2 separate regions of the Homo sapiens genome follow, and region 1 is linked to region 2. A link is a loop called in an ENCODE intact Hi-C map of the cell type or tissue named here. Cell type or tissue: B cell. All regions are shown on one strand. Each heading gives the region's core, and the rest is flanking DNA. Links, peaks and the distances in the headings are about the cores only.

The links. A loop is a pair of places that touch in the nucleus more often than their neighbours do. Peaks named below come from ENCODE experiments on the same cell type or tissue, not always from the same donor. Only the 100,000 strongest peaks of a DNase experiment are listed, where the experiment ranks them.
Region 1: it touches region 2 in a loop (3-fold over the local background); 3 of 110 quality-filtered maps call a loop at or near these places.

The regions. Positions count from the first base shown.
Region 1 is chrX:78,137,702-78,143,083 of GRCh38, reverse strand. TAF9B (TATA-box binding protein associated factor 9b) reads left to right here and starts at 3,434. Exons shown (of 7, transcript NM_015975.5): 1 at 3,434-3,523; 2 at 4,160-4,241; 3 at 4,986-5,122; 4 at 5,201-5,335. The coding sequence starts at 3,473. RefSeq lists an enhancer at 3,436-3,745. In B cell, for the core only: no CTCF peak of the experiment used is centred there; a DNase peak (open chromatin) is centred at 3,423; H3K4me3 peaks cover 1,187 bases; H3K27ac peaks cover 901 bases.
Region 2 is chrX:77,908,409-77,913,782 of GRCh38, reverse strand. ATP7A (ATPase copper transporting alpha) reads right to left here and starts at 3,090. Exons shown (of 23, transcript NM_000052.7): 1 at 2,948-3,090. In B cell, for the core only: a CTCF peak has its summit at 3,280 (motif pointing left); a DNase peak (open chromatin) is centred at 3,202; H3K4me3 peaks cover 2,431 bases; H3K27ac peaks cover 1,915 bases.

The DNA.
Region 1 (5,382 bases), core at 383-5,382, 230 kb before region 2:
ATACACACACACATACATGCATGTGAAAGTTCATTGCAGCACTATGCACAATAGTAAAAACATGGAATCAATCTAAATGCCCATCAATGGACAGATTGGATAAAGAAATGTGGTACATATACATCATGGAATACTGTGCAGCCATAAAAATGAACAAGATCAGGTCTTCTGGGAACATGGATGGAGCTGAAGGCCATTATCCTTGGCAAACTAATGCAGGAACGGAAAACCAAATACCCCATGTTCTCACTCATAAGTGGGAGGTAAATGATGAGAACTCACGGACACAAAGAGGGGAACAACAGACACTGGGGCCTACGTAACGTTGGAGGGTAAGAGGAGGGAGAGAATAAGGAAAAATAACTATTTGGTACTAGGGTGGCAAAATAATCTGTATGACAAACCCCTGTGACACAAGTTTACCTATATAACAAACCTGCACATATACCCCTGAACATAAAATTTAAAAAAATTTTAATGTGGTACTTATATGCAATGGAGCACTATTCAGCCATAAAAAAGAATGAGATCCTGTTATTTGCAACCACATGGATGGAACCGAAAGTCATTATGGTAAGTGAAATAAGCCAAGGACAGAAATACAAACATCACACGTTTTCACTTATTTGTGGGATCCAAAACTCAAAACAATTGAACTCATGGACACAGAGAGTAGAAAGATGGTTACCAGAGGCTGGAAAGGATAGTGGGAGGGTGGAGACGCAGGTAGGTTTATGTGTACAACAAAATAGAAACGATGAATAAAACCTGGTATTTGCTAGCACAACAGAGTGACTATAGTCAATAATAACTTAATTGTAAATTTTAAAATAACTAAGAGTGCAATTGGATTGCTTGTAACACAAAGGATAAATGCTTGAAGAGATAGATACCCTATTTTCCATGATGTGATTATTTCACATTGCATGCATGCATCAAAACATTTCATGTACCCATAAATATATACACTTACTATATACACAGAAAAATTAAAAATTAAAAATATATATAGATAGCCGTTTGTCTTATATTTACATTCCTTTTAAAAGTCTTATATTTCTGTATATGAAGAATACACAATACGACGTACAAAATTTAAATGTGCAAGAGTTAAATTGTTGAGGACAGAAATATAATGAAAAATATTGTCAGATTTTCTCACACATATTATTTAACTTATCCTACTATTAATTACTACTAATGGCCACTGTTTAGTCCTAGTGTTTTGTTTAAATAGCACTTATGTAACAGAAAATAATACATAAAAAACATATAATTTCAAGTGAACACTTATTCTTAAGTAATGATACATATGGACAATTATTTATAATATGTTATGGGTTTTCTTCATCTAGCACATCTATGTCCTGGGTTGGCTCTCTGAAGGTTGGCCACCCTAAGACTATAGTACCATTCTAGTGGGAGGAAAAATATATAAACAAGATACTATTTGTAAATTGCACAGAATAGAAACTGATAAACAATGGTGCCATCTGTGAAAGTGACATCAGTGGCTGGAACAGGTGAGAGAGGCTTTCTTTTACTAGGGTATTTTAAAGTAGTCTTAAATGTTGTACCTTGCAAATATACCACGTATTTTTATTTTATTTTATTTCTTTTTCTGAGATGGAGTCTCGCTCTGTCGCCCAGGCTGGAGTGCAGTGGCGCAGTCTCGACTCACTGCAACGTCCACCTCCTGGGTTCCAGCGATTGTCCTGCCTCAGCCTCCTGAGTAGCTGGGACTATAGGCGTGCCCTGCCATGCCCGGCTACATTTTGTATTTTTAGTAGAGACAGGGTTTCACCACATTGGCCAAACTGATCTCAAACTCCTGACGTTAAGTGATCCGCCCGCCTCGGCTCCCGAAGTGCTGGGATTACAGGCGTGAGCCACCGTGCCTGGCCCCCACCTATTTTTAAATGTACCTTGCAAATATTCAAAAGCAAGGGACTGTTACTAGTTTTACACAGAGGTTGGCCACAGTAAGAGTGGAGAAAGGCACTAGCTCAGCGTGGGAGCACGTGCTCTCACTGGAAACAATGTATTGAGAACACATGGTTCTTGGTTGGGGGGAGTTCCTGCCCAAACTTCAAGATGGCGGCCAGGTGGACTGCTGATTCTGATGAGTCTGATGAGGTGAGCTGCGCCACAAAACTGAAGGACCCGCTAAGCCTGGGAAATTAGTATGTATTTGTGTAAGTGTTTGTGAGGAGAGCCACTGGAGGGTTTTAAGGAAAATAATGATTGGATTTATGACTGAAAGGTCCGTCTAGCTGTGTAAGGAATGTGGGGGGACACTATTTGGGGAGCATATTTCTGTAATCTTGGTAAGGATGTTGGCTTGGACTCGTTAGCATAGTAGCACTGGATGGAGATGTGGAGACATGGATAGAACTTTGGGAGGTCACCCGGACAAGACTTGTTGCTAGGTTGAGTGTGGATTGTGAGGGAAAGCGCCAACATGGCTGCCTGCTCCGTTTCTGGCCTGGGTGAGTCACGGTTCCTGTTCCTGAGGGAGAATCCTAGGGCGTTGGTGGATGTGGAGGGTAAGAATGAGTTATCTGCGACATTTTAAGCCAGAGATAGTTAACTGATGCACATTTTTTGAAAGTCACTGGGGCTGGATGGTAGGTTCTCACGAAAAGTCATTCGGGCTGTTCTGTGGGTGAGGGGCTGGGAAGGGTGTAACTGGGAGGCAAGGAAGGGTCCTGTGTTGGCCTCAGCGGGGAGACAGGAAGCTGCTCCAGGGCCAAGAGAGGCTAGAGGGTCTCTAACGGGCCGAGTGAAGGCTTTAGTTTTTCATCAGTGTGAAATGGGCAGCCACGGTAGGGCTTTGAGTGTGACAAGGGCTGACCAAAGTCTTGCTGTGGGGAGAGCAAGCTATTGGGTAGGATTGTCAGATTTAGCTAATAAAAATCCAGGACACCCGGTTAAATATGAATATCAGAACAATTATTTCGTAGCATAAGTATGGCCTGTGCAAATCTGGGATATACTTATACTAAAAATGTATTCCTTGTTGATGTGACATTCAAACGTAACGGGTCCAACTGTGTTGGACCAAGCAGCCCTAACACCGACTGGGTCTGGAATTCCGGGAGGCCGAAAGGGGCAAAGGTGGTAGCCGTGGAGGTGTGAGGAGGGACCCCCGCAAAGGTGAGGTTGGCCCACTTGGTGCCCTTTGCCGGGAAACAACTCTGGGAAGTCGAGCTTCTCGGCCCCTCTACTTCTTTCAGGCCCCAGCAGGCTCCATGGGGAAGGATTACCTGCCTCTTCCAATACTGAACTCGGGCACCCCAGCGCGTCTCTTCCCCTGGCCAGCGGCTTGCTGAAACTCCCGCCCCCGGCGGCTGGCACGTAACCCCGCCTTCCGTTTCCCTCCTCCCGCTCCCCGCAGGGGTGGAGCCTGAGCGAGGAGCCCGCGAGCTCTCCTCTCTCCTCTGTCTCCGCGGATGACGAGTGGCTGGATAACATGGAGTCGGGCAAGATGGCGCCTCCCAAGAACGCTCCGAGAGATGCCTTGGTAAGTGCGAAGGATAAGCCGCGGATCGCGAAGCCAGGTGCAGCCAGGGACCTGCGAGGCGGGGCCACGCTGAGGGCCTGAGGGTCGGCTCGCACGCTCGTTTCAGTCTAGTCAGGGCCGTCAGGAGGAGAGGGTGATGGGGATGCGCCCTGGCCCCCGGGCCCCTATCTCGCCGCTTGGGCCAAGTCTTGCCAGAGGGTCGCGGTCCAGTGGAGCTTGCGGAACGGCTGCCCAGCTTTGTGTCCTGGGCTTCGGGCCCCTGCCTCCCCCTCGTCTCTAGCTATCTGCCAGCCCTGACTCCGCGTCCAGGGTTCTGATGCTACCTTAACCCGCCGCCACAGCCAAAAATGACAACCAGCTGGAGCTACTTACCTCTGCTGGAGAAGCCAAATTCTGTCTTCTCTTTGCCCCACACCCCGCCCCCAACCCCGCCAAAAAATAAAAATAAAAGTTTTCTGCAAAAGCGTACTATGCGATTTCGTGTGATCACTGACTCACTTGGGAGGGCAAGGGTGAGTAGGACTTTGGAGCCCAAAGAAGGGGAACCTTGTATCATAAATATAAATACTACCCTTCAGTGCAGCCTTGATTTCCAGTACCAAATTCTGCATCTGGTGTTTTTATTTGAATCCACAGGTGATGGCACAGATCCTGAAGGATATGGGAATCACAGAGTATGAACCAAGGGTTATAAATCAAATGTTGGAATTTGCTTTCCGTAAGTTAATGAAACACCAAAAACTTGCCTAACTTGTGAACTTGAAAAGATATTTTTATTGTAAGAACATTTTCTTTTATTTTCTTTTTTGAGACAGGGACTCGCTGTTGCCCAGGCTAGAAGGCAGTGGCGCGATCTTGGCTCACTGCGGCCTCCGCCTCCTGGGTTCAAGCGATTCTTGTGCCTCAGCCTCCCGAGCTGGGACTACAGGCACTTGCCACCACGCCCGGCTAAGTGTTGTATTATTAGTAGAAAGGGAGTTTCGCCATATTGCCCAGGCTGGCCTCGAACTACTGACTCAAGTGATCCCCCCATCTCGGCCTCCCAAAGTGTTGGGATTACAGGCGTGAGCCACCGCACCCAGCCTTGTAAGAACATTTTCAACCAAATTATGTTAACAGTATCATAGAATTCAGCCTAAAGAACGAAAGGAGCTCAAGCTAGGGGACAGTAGTATTCACACTGTGATATCTGTTTAAAACTGATCATATAGACAGGACAATTACTTATTAAAATCAGCATTTAGGCTGAGCACAGTAGCTTACACCTGTAATCTCAGCACTTCGGGAGGCTGTCGCGGGGAGGCCAGGAGTTTCCTGGGCAACATAGCGAGACCCTGTCTCTACAAAAACCCACAAAATTTATAAACCGTCTACAAATTAGTGGAAAGTTTTATTAAGACAAGTAGCCATAAATATTAAGCTGTCTTCATATGTTTAAGAAAAGATTGTTTTGTTCTTATAGGTTATGTGACTACAATTCTGGATGATGCAAAAATTTATTCGAGCCATGCTAAGAAACCTAATGTTGATGCAGATGATGTGAGACTGGCAATCCAGTGTCGTGCTGACCAATCTTTTACCTCTCCTCCCCCAAGAGATGTGAGCAAACTTTGATTTGAAGTTATTTTTACTTACAATTTTTAAAACTGTAGTTCTAATAAGGATTTTTTTTTTAAGTTTTTACTGGATATCGCAAGGCAGAAAAATCAAACCCCTTTGCCACTGATTAAGCCATATGCAGGACCTAGACTGCCACCTGATAGATACTGCTTAACAGCTCCAAACTATAGGCTGAAGTCCTTAATTAAAAAGGTAAGAAATTTTAGTCAACTTTTCTTTTTTTAAAAGGTGGAATATGA
Region 2 (5,374 bases), core at 375-5,374:
GGTATTTTACCCTCATTTCCTTCAAGGAAAGAGGTATCTGTGAAAACTGATGTAGTCTACCAATATCTCATACATTTGGGCACAAAAAGATTAGGAAATCACTTCAATTTGCAAACAGTGCTGGAAAAAGTAAGAACATTTTATAAAATCAGAAACACAGGACCCTTTTACTTTAATGAAACACATTCTAAAGGAATTTTGATATTTTTCCTGCCAAACTATCTCAGCAAGTTAAGTAAGCAAGTAATATCACATTAAATCAACCTGAAGACTGAGATTTAAGAGGGAAAAACATGATTGCTGGGATGGTAGAGTGAACTAAAATACTCTGCCTAACCATTGCCTATCACTCATCTGTCCCCCAGCCTCCCCCTTGCCCCGGCCCCATGTTGAGCTATATCCTAAGAAATATCGTTGTCTAAAAACAAAACGCTAAAACCTGAACTGCCCTTTAACAAAGATGAATAGAAGGAATTTTGAGACAAAACTCCCAAATACTATTCTCATCTATGCTAGTGCTTCTATGAGTTCAGACAAAAATCTCTCCTTGCAATTTACTTTCCCAACTGGCAAATGAAGATTATTTTCACTCATCAGGATGTCCAAAGTCTTGATTAATAAAGTTTGCCAAGAGCTTTTAAATATATAGATAAAAGGAGTTATAACAAGGAATTTATTTTTTTAAAATGTATTTCCTTTAGCGCCCTCACAGAAGTGAAGGTTGTGGTGTGTTAGCTGGGGTTATTTTTGCACTCTTTTCTCTCTCTCTCTTGTTTTGTAAGCAAATTTTACTGCTTCTGCAAGCATTTTTCAAAGAAAATCAACCTTCTGCTTTAGAGAACAGAGATGTTAACCTATCCTTTGGAGGGATTAGTGTTTAACCTTATCTTGAGGGCAGGCATCAAGATCTTTCTAAGGCTGTGATCGGAATAGAATAGTTCCTATCAAGTTAAGAAGATCAATAGAGAGAAATCAATTTAGAGGAAAAAAGGAAAAGCAGAGATTCCTTGGGGAAAACCTGGAACAGTTGCTCACTTCAGAAAATGTTATTCATTCCCAACAATTTTAAAAATGATTCCAAATTATATTTAAGGCACAACACTCAATCAGAATTAAAGTATAGCGAGTTTTACATTTTTTCTCTTTTAGATTTGAGTTTACATCAGAATTAAGCCTCATACATTAACATTGCTTTTGTCATTTCCATGTATTTTTTTCTCTATATAAGCTTTCTTATTGGCTGGAGGGCAGTTGGATATGTTTGTGAGCTGACTAGTTTTGTATTCTATATTTTTTCTAATTTTAATCAGTGACATCTTGGAAGATGTGGCTGTTAGAAATAGGAATATTGACTTACAGTGTGTTACTGGATGTCGGGCAACTTTCCAGACCCCCATGGCTTTGCTCACATTATTTCTTCTATCTATCAGTCCAGATAGATGTCTTCCTCTTCCTCCATTCCTGCAAAGCTAAATCCTATCTATTTTTCAAAGCCCAGTTCACATGCTCCCTTCCCTGCACTCTCATAACACCTCCTGTTTCTAATATATAACGTTAGTGAGATTTTTTAAATGTTTAGGTAATCGTGTATCTTTCTTTCCTACTACATTGAGATCCTCAAGTACAAAAAAAACTCTCTCATGTCATGACCTTAGACACCAGAAAATGTTAAATATAATAAAATGCCAGTTCAAAAATAACCATTGAAAAGGATGTGATAAGCAACCTAGTAATTCAGTCAGTGGGGCTGCTAGAAACCGTTGTCTTCATAGCTGAATTCAACTGACTCAATTCGGACTCAATTGTATGTAAACTGTTTATTTTTCTTTCTTCTTTTTTGGAGACAGTTTCGCTCTTGTAGCCCAGGCTGGAGTGCAGTGGCACGATCTCGGCTCACTGCAACATCCGCCTCCCAGGTTCAAGCGATCCTCTTGCCTCAGTCTCCCGACTAGCTGGGATTACAGGCGCCCGCCACCACGCCCAGCTAATTTTTGTATTTTTAGTAAAGACAGGGTTTCGCCATGATGGCCAGGCTGGTCTCGATCTCCTGACCTCAGGTGATCCACCCTCCTCGGCCTCCCAAAGTGTTGGTATTACAGGTGTGTCAGACACTGCGCCCAGCCTACTGTAAGTAAACTCTTTTGAGGCCAGGAACTCTGTCTTATTTCTTGTGCATCACCCCCTCCCCACCACCCCCCCGCACCCGGCAAAAAAAAAAAAAAATTAATAACCTCAGTATCATCTAATTCAATGTTCTGCACATATTCTCAATACAAAGCCATACTATTGTAGATAAAGAGTCTGTGATTAAAATAAAGATCAGATCCTGGACAAACGCTGAATTGTGAAACGATAAGTGTTTGTGCTTAAGATAATCTCAACGTCTACAACGAAGAAAAGTGTCAAAGATAAGATGCCACAGGGTCGGACAATGGACAGTAACTTTACTGGAAAGGGGGCACAATGAACAAAACTAAGTGGAAACAAGAGTTCTCTCAGTTTACCTTACGCTCCCAGAGCAAGACAAGAAGCCAAATATCTATTTTTCAATTATTATTTCATCAATTATGGTCATTTTAGTAACCTTAGCTTCCAAAGTATAAAGAGGTGTCACTAAGCAAAGACCCCAGTCCATGTGACTTTCAATGCCAAACACAAACTTTCTTGTACCCTCAATTAATTGGGTAACGTAGGCCATGGATGATCAGGACATTCTCTCCAAGAGGGTACAAGAAAGTGACACAGGTCAGGATTTAATTTCCCCTCCTCTATCCCCTGTTAGGGGAGGTAAAACATAAATGTAGTTAATACCTGAATTGTGAATAAGTGAAACTTTCGAGACTGCCCCAGACTAACATGACCTTCTCACCACACTCGTAGTACAAACTGACAGCACAGAAGACCCCCTCCAGGAGAAAGGACGACGGGAAGCCAATGTAGGACTTACCTGGTTTCTCTATCCTATGGTTAAACCTCTGGAGCTACGCAGACCGTGGCAGCGATAAATCCACGTACGCAGGCTCCAACAAAGCTCACACAATCGGAGAAGTCACAGTAGCTGCGGCTGCGGCGGCGGCAGCAACAACTCCTCCCTCTGCTTCTCTTTTCCCACCCCCCGCCGCGGCGGCCAGCCGCCTTTACCCCTCCCTCCCTCGACTACCCCCACTTCCGGGTGATGCCCCTGCCGGAAGCAGGGCCGCCACGGGAAAGAGAGCGACTGGTCACGTGAAAAGGAACGCGTGGTCTAGAGCCAGCTTCTCCTGCCCCCTGCTGCCCCCGGGCCGACACGCAGCCTCGAGTGGGTCTTTGTTAGGGTACGAGTCCACTATCCCACCCCGCCCCCACGACAAAAGCGAAACCAGAAAACCCATACTAAAACAGTGCCTTTGTCATCTTTAGTTTCCTAACCTCAGGCCAAGATGTAACATAAAAGATCCTTATAAGTCATCTTCCACATAGTTCATCTTTGCCTAGCATGAAATTCACGTGCATCTGTTAGACTGTGTTAACTGCCAAGATGTAACATAAAAGCTCCTTATAAGTCATCTTCCACATAGTTCATCTTCGCCCAGCATGAAATTCACGTGCATCAGTTAGACTGTGTTAACTGCCAAGATGTAACATAAAAGCTCCTTATAAGTCATCTTCCACATAGTTCATCTTCGCCCAGCATGAAATTCACGTGCATCTGTTAGACTGTGTTAACTTGCTTCCCGTAGACTGTGTAGCCTAATTCCAGATGTAAGTGCCAGAACTATGAATTTATCCTCTTCCCTCCATTGAAAAATTACATCAAGAGGAAAATGTTTATAAATTCATAATTTTTATATGTGTGTTGAGGGGGTAGGGACGTCACTTCACCACCTTCATAGCGCCATTCCAAGCTCTGAACCACTCCCCCATTTATTCATTCACTCGTCCATCATTTTACACACCTAGAAGATTCCGGTGATGCAAAAGTGTTACAGTCTCTGTTACCATGAGTTCATTTAGAAATGAGATGCATAAAATGTAAACAATGCAATAAATGGTACAGAAAACATTTGAAAAAAGGGTCATTTTATTCTTGCTTTCCAACTTAACATTTTGAAAAGCAGCAAAATTCTAGGATTTTTAAAACTATGAACATTAACAGTAAAAAGAGGGAGAGGCTCCATCTCACTTATTTCAAAGCAAGATGTGGCCTTTTCATATTTCCTTTCATGAAGTATCTGTCATAAGATGTAGAACAAAACTAATCACAGGACTATTTGTATTTTCATCTGGAACCATTTGAACCCAGTTCCCACAGAAGAGTATGAAGCCTAATAATGTTGCAGAAATCAAAATAGTACACAAAATACAAATATCAAGTAAATATTTGTAAAAGACTTAGAACAGCGTCCGGCACAAAGTAAGCATATTTAAGTGTTGAAATAATTTCCATCCTAGCTGTTGTCAAGTCCCTATTAAGCCTTGACAGGCAACATTTAAAATTACCCATAGATCTACATTTTAGGTCTGTGATTAAGTATTTCAGAATTATTATCCCCCTCCACACTCATCCACATAAATATAAAATTAGCCTCAGGACTCATCTTCCCAGGCATTATTTTGTAGTTGTCAATGTGTGCAGCCTTAATTATTAAGATACAAACTCAGCCCCAAATTTAAAATCTTAAAAATCACATCATATGAAATGAAGATAGCTTTTAAGTGGGTTTCCAAATATTAGCAAGTTGGTTTGTAACTATATTAACATTGTGTTAAGCATCCAAAAGAAATTCACTAAAAGGCAAAACCAAAAATATATCTTTTTCAGAAGCAGAACATTGAATCTACTAGCTATCTAGTATTTTTATGTAAATACTAAAGTTTATCACTATGAGCTGCAAGATCCTCTGCCAACCATGTACATTCTTAGGCACTCTAATATTTAACATAAAAACCTAGAGAGCTATATATATATTTTGTTGTTGTTTGGTTTTGAGAGTCTTGCTGTCACCCAGGCTGGAGTGCAGAAGTGTGATCATAGGTCCTTGTAACCTTAAACTCCGGGGCTAAAGCGATCCTTGCACCTCAGCCTCCCAAGTAGTTGGAACTATGGGCACACACCACCACACCTGGCTAGTTTTTATTTTTTTGTGTGTGGAGATGGGAGTCTCCCTTTGTTGCCCAGGCTGGTCTCGAACTCTTGGCCTCAAATGATCCTCCCACCTCAGCTGCCCAAAGTGCTGGGATTACAGATATGAGCCACCAGGCCCAGCCTAAAACTCTTGTCTTTAAATGCATCATCCCTAATCCTCCTTACCAATGCACAAGCATAGAAGGGAATGTCTTCAAGAAATAATCAGGTTTGCTGGGGGTTGAGCAGACAGCAGGTGTCCCTAAAATG